Linked DNA regions of Homo sapiens: region 1 is linked to region 2. A link is an interaction called in ENCODE POLR2A ChIA-PET data of the cell type or tissue named here. Cell type or tissue: Panc1. All regions are shown on one strand.

The links. Peaks named below come from ENCODE experiments on the same cell type or tissue, not always from the same donor. Only the 100,000 strongest peaks of a DNase experiment are listed, where the experiment ranks them.
Region 1: POLR2A ChIA-PET joins it to region 2 with 11 read pairs; 5 of 35 experiments call an interaction of 5 or more read pairs at or near these places.

The regions. Positions count from the first base shown.
Region 1 is chr22:17,705,250-17,707,749 of GRCh38, reverse strand. All of the region lies in intron 6 of BCL2L13 (BCL2 like 13), which reads right to left. Among named protein-coding and RNA genes, the nearest start is that of MIR3198-1, 58 kb to the left of the region's middle. RefSeq lists enhancers at 1,318-1,367, 1,388-1,437. In Panc1, no CTCF peak of the experiment used is centred here; a DNase peak (open chromatin) is centred at 1,009; H3K4me3 peaks cover 1,454 bases; H3K27ac peaks cover 1,914 bases.
Region 2 is chr22:17,615,820-17,618,319 of GRCh38, reverse strand. The region is part of intron 2 of ATP6V1E1 (ATPase H+ transporting V1 subunit E1); the gene reads left to right. Among named protein-coding and RNA genes, the nearest start is that of ATP6V1E1, 12 kb to the left of the region's middle. In Panc1, no CTCF peak of the experiment used is centred here; no DNase peak of the experiment used is centred here.

The DNA of each region.
Region 1 (2,500 bases), 89 kb before region 2:
GCCCATCTACGTTGGTAAATTTTCTAAGGACTCATTTCCCTTAAGATTTATGCCAACAAACCTCTATCATTACTTCTCAGACTTTATATATATATCTGTCAAGAAAAAGAGCTGTTTTGGATAATACGTTAGTTACAACTTACATTAGAATAACATCTACAAGTAGTCTTAGAACGATTCTGACAATCTAAATCATTCTTCATATAAAATATTTGTATTGTTGGGAGTATCCATCTCTTTGGCTCCACTGACACAAAACACACAAAGGCTCCACTGACATTTTGTAACTTTGAGGGCTCAAAAATATAAAACTAGCCGGGATCAACCAGCTAGTTTTATATTTCTGAGGCCTCGAAGTCGCAAAATGGAAACAGATCACTGCTTTGGACCCTTATAACCAAATGCGCCTCTCAGATCATTATTAACCTAAAATAAGAAAATGGAGAGTGCTGAAGAAATTACAGAGAAGTAATTTTCCACCCAACTTGATGAGGAAGATCCACAAAAAACACATTTCAGAGTACAACACAGTAAACATCCACACCCACATATACAGCAGGCAGATTTTCCCAAAACAGTACTTACTCTTACTAAATTGATTTTAGCTGCAACCCACTTCATTAATTTCAGATCATCCCTGTGTGTCACCTCCCACAATATGAAAACTATTCTAACAAATTATTAACCTAAAAGCTTCCAAGAGATAGTCTTTAAATATCCTAGATTAAACAAACAAAAACCTATTCTAAAATCAGAAGCTTCATGTCAAGAGAAAATGACAAAGATTAATTTTATTCAAAATACTTAAATATTACAATAGACAGATGACATTCCCTCCAGTAATCTTTTATGGAATCTAAAAGTAAATCTTTCACAAGAAGTATTTATCATGTGACGACGGAGAAAGTAAAATACAAGCCTTACCACAGTGGACTTGCTCTGCCCTTTCCAGGAGACAGACAGACTTCTAACGTAGCAACACAAGCCCAGGAAATGAAAAGAGAATGAGGAGGGAGGGAGCAAGGATGACTCAGGGAGAATCACAGCACATGAACCAGTCTGTGCCCTCACCGGGCTGCAGGGCAAATAAAAGTCAAAACTGAAACTAAGAGGAAATGGTGATCAGACTTAAGGAGAGGGAAAAAAACCACACTCTTCAGAGACGCATGTGAAAACCTGGCATTTGTAAAAGTGTGACATTTTCACAAAACACTTTCACATCATTATTTTTGTGAGACAGAGAAGCTATTCTTCCCTTTTTGTAGTTGAAACTGAGGTTCAGAGAAGTTAAATGAATCCTTCCAAAACACAGGGCTAGTATTTGGCAGAGCTGGGGCAAGAAACAAATCTTGTGATTTCTAATCCTTTTCTCAGTTCATCATTCGCCGGGTAAAAAGGCAGAGTGAAAAAAAAAAAAAAACAAGGTAGAAAGAGAAAACAGGCTGGGCAAGGTGGCGCATGCCTGTAATCCCAGCACTTTGGGAGGCCAAGCGGGGAGGATTGCTTGAGGCCAGGAGTTTGAGACCAGCTTGGGCAACATAGTGAAACCTCTCTCTGCAAAAAATAAGCCAAGTGTGGTAGTGCATGCACACCTGTGGTCCCAGCTACTAGGGAGGCTGAGGTGGGAGGATCACTTGAGCCCAGGAAGTTGAGGCTGCAAATGAGCCATGATCATGCCACTGTACTCCAGCCAGGGCAACAAAGCAAGACCCTGTTTCTAAGTCCTAGCCATTTCTGTTAATAATTCAGAAAACAAAATATTATTTTTCTCCTTCAAATCTATATGTCCAAAGCCTGCCTGTTCCTAACTGACTATGTGCTATATCACTCCATTCATCCAACAGATTATGGCTGCTGGCACCACCTCCTCTGCTGCAGGTTTTCAAAAGTAGCTGCACCTTGAGAGGTAGGCAGTTTGTTTCACTTGATGTTGTGTTCAAGTGACTAATGACAAATACATTCCCCGTGGAAATCATACCACAGGCTTTATATAACAGACATGCGATATCATGTGGTCAAATGATTCTCTTCTGGAAGGGTTTTAAGAGCTGTCAATGTAATGTTCAGCACACAGTATCTTAAGGAGATTCATGTTGACAGCTTATGTCACAGGATACATTTTCACCAACTGGCATTAAAAAAAAAGCAATATCGGCCGGGCGCGGTGGCTCACGCCTGCAATCCCAGCACTTTGGGAGGCTGAGGCGGGTGGATCACGAGGTCAGGAGATCGAGACCATCCTGGCTAACACAGTGAAAACCCATCTCTACTAAAAATACAAAAAATTAGCCGGGTGTGGTGGCAGCCATCTGTAGTCCCAGCTACTTGGGAGGCTGAGGCAGGAGAATGGCGTGAACCTGGGAGGCGGAGCTTGCAGTGAGCCAAGATAGTGCCACTGCATTCCAGCCTGGGCGACACAGGGAGACTACATCTGAAAAAAAAAAAAAAATGCAGTATCTTGGGTTTTTGTTTGTTTGATACAGAGTTTCGCTCTTGTTGC
Region 2 (2,500 bases):
TTTCCTTTCTAATGGTTGTGATGCCAATAAGTGTCCTGAAATTTTATGTTAGAGGGTAGAAAAGTAATGTATGATTCATTTTCTCATGGAAACCAAAATTCAGATATTTAACAACCGTGGCGAACTGTGATAGGTGACTAGAGAAGGTTGTAGTGTTTCATTGTTTAGCTTTTTTGTTAATCTGTGCTCATTGCAAAAAAGTAAAGTTTGGGCTGGGATTGGTGGCTCACGCCTGTAATCCCAGCACTTTGGGAGGCCAAGGCAGGCGGATCACCTGAGGTCAGGAGTTCAAGACCAGCCTGGCCAACATGGTGAAACCCCGTGTCTACTAAAAATACAAAAATTAGCTGGGCATGGTGGTGTGTGCCTGTCATCCCAGCTCCTCGGGAGGCTGAGGCGGGAGAATCGCTTGATCCCAGAATGCAGAGGTTGCAGTCAGCAGAGATCGTGCCACTGCACTCCAGCCTGGACGACAGAGTGAGACCTTGTCTCAAAAAATTAAAAAATAAAAAATAAAAAGTTTGGAAGTATATAGGGTATAAAATGAAAACCCCACCCATTACAAAGGTGACCTTCCATCAGCATTTAGAAGTTTTATATATATTTCCAGTTGTACATTGCTTATGCCAATTTATATTCCTTAACAGTATGTCAAAATGTTCTTTTCCCAAGGTATAATCATAACACGCATTTTTTAAAGCTTGCCTTAAAAATATTACCAAAATATGGCCGGGGCGGTGGCTCACACCTGTAATCCCAGCACTTTGGGAGGCCGACACAAGTGGATCACCTGAGGTCAGGAGTTCAAGACCAGCCTGGCCAACATGTTGAAACCCCATCTCTACAAAAAATACAAAAATTGGTTGGGTGTGGTGGTGCACGCCTGCAGTCTCAGCTACTCAGGAGGCTGAGGCAGGAGAATCACTTGAACCCGGGAGGTGGAGGTTGCAGTGAGCTGAGATCGCACCACTGCACTCCATCTAGCCTGGGTGACAGAGTAAGACTCTGTCTCAAGAAAAAAATCAGTAAATAAAATATGACCAAGATATATTGTTTAATATTTTCATTGTCCTTTTAGTACAGCCTTAAATTTTTATGTGCCTGGTACTCTAGAAATAAAACTCTCTGAAACCTTGGGCTATTTGACTAGTTTATCATTTGAAGAAGAAAAGACTATTTTCCCTCTCACTAATACATAACAGCTGATAGGATATTGCTTAATATTGTTTTGATGGTGATAGTTTCTTGTATGACTCTTTTTTTTTTTTTTTTGAGACGGAGTCTCGCTCTGTCGCCCAGGCTGGAGTGCAGTGGCGGGATCTCGGCTCACTGCAAGCTCCGCCTCCCGGGTTCACGCCATTCTCCTGCCTCAGCCTCCCAAGTAGCTGGGACTACAGGCGCCCGCCACTACACCCGGCTAATTTTTTGTATTTTTAGTAGAGACGGGGTTTCACCGTTTTAGCCGGGATGGTCTCGATCTCCTGACCTCGTGATCCGCCCGCCTCGGCCTCCCAAAGTGCTGGGATTACAGGCTTGAGCCACCGCGCCTGGCCTCTTGTATGACTCTTTCTGGATCAAATACAGAAGTCCTATTTCAGCTATTATTTCAGGAAATGCATTTCTTTTTTTTTTTTTTTTTTGAGCCGGAGTTTCATTCTTGTTGCCCAGACTGGAGTGCAGTGGCGCGATCTCAGCTCACCACAACCTCCGCCTCCCGAGTTCAAGCGATTCTCCTGCCTCAGCCTCCCAAGTAGCTGGGACTACAGGCGCATGCCATCACGCCCAGCTAATTTTTTGTATTTTAGTAGAGATGGGGTTTTACTGTGTTGCCCAGGCTGGTCTTGAACTCCTGAACTCAGGCAGTCCACCTGCCTTGGCCTCCCAAAGTGCTAGGATTACTGGCGTGAGCCACCACGCCTGGCCTCAGTAAATGCATTTCTGTCTCAAATATTTATTTATTTTATTTAGTTTTGAGACGGAGTCTCCCTCTATTGCCCAGGCTGGAGTGCAGTGGTGCAATGTCGGCTCACCACAACCCCCACCTCCTGGGTTCAAGCAATTCTCTTGCTTTAGCCTCCTGAGTAGCTGGGATTACAGGTCCCTGCCACCATGCCCAGCTAAATTTTTTATATTTTTAATAGCGATGGGGTTTCACCATATTGGCCAGGCTGCTGTGGAACTCCTGACCTCATGATCCTCCAGCTTCAGCCTCCCAAAGTGCTGGGATTACAGGCGTGAGCCACCACGCCCGGCTTTTGTTTGTTTGTTTGTTTGTTTGTTTGTTTTTTGAGATGGAGTCTTGCACTGTCGCCCGGGCTGGAGTGCAATGGCACGATCTCAGCACACCGCAACCTCTGCCTCCCAGGTTCAAGTGATTCTCCTGCCTCAGCCTCCTGAGTACCTGGGACTACAGGCACCTGCCACCACGCCCAGCTAATTTTTTGTATTTTTAGTAGAGATGGGGTTTCACCGTGTTAGCCAGGGTGATCTTGATCTCCTG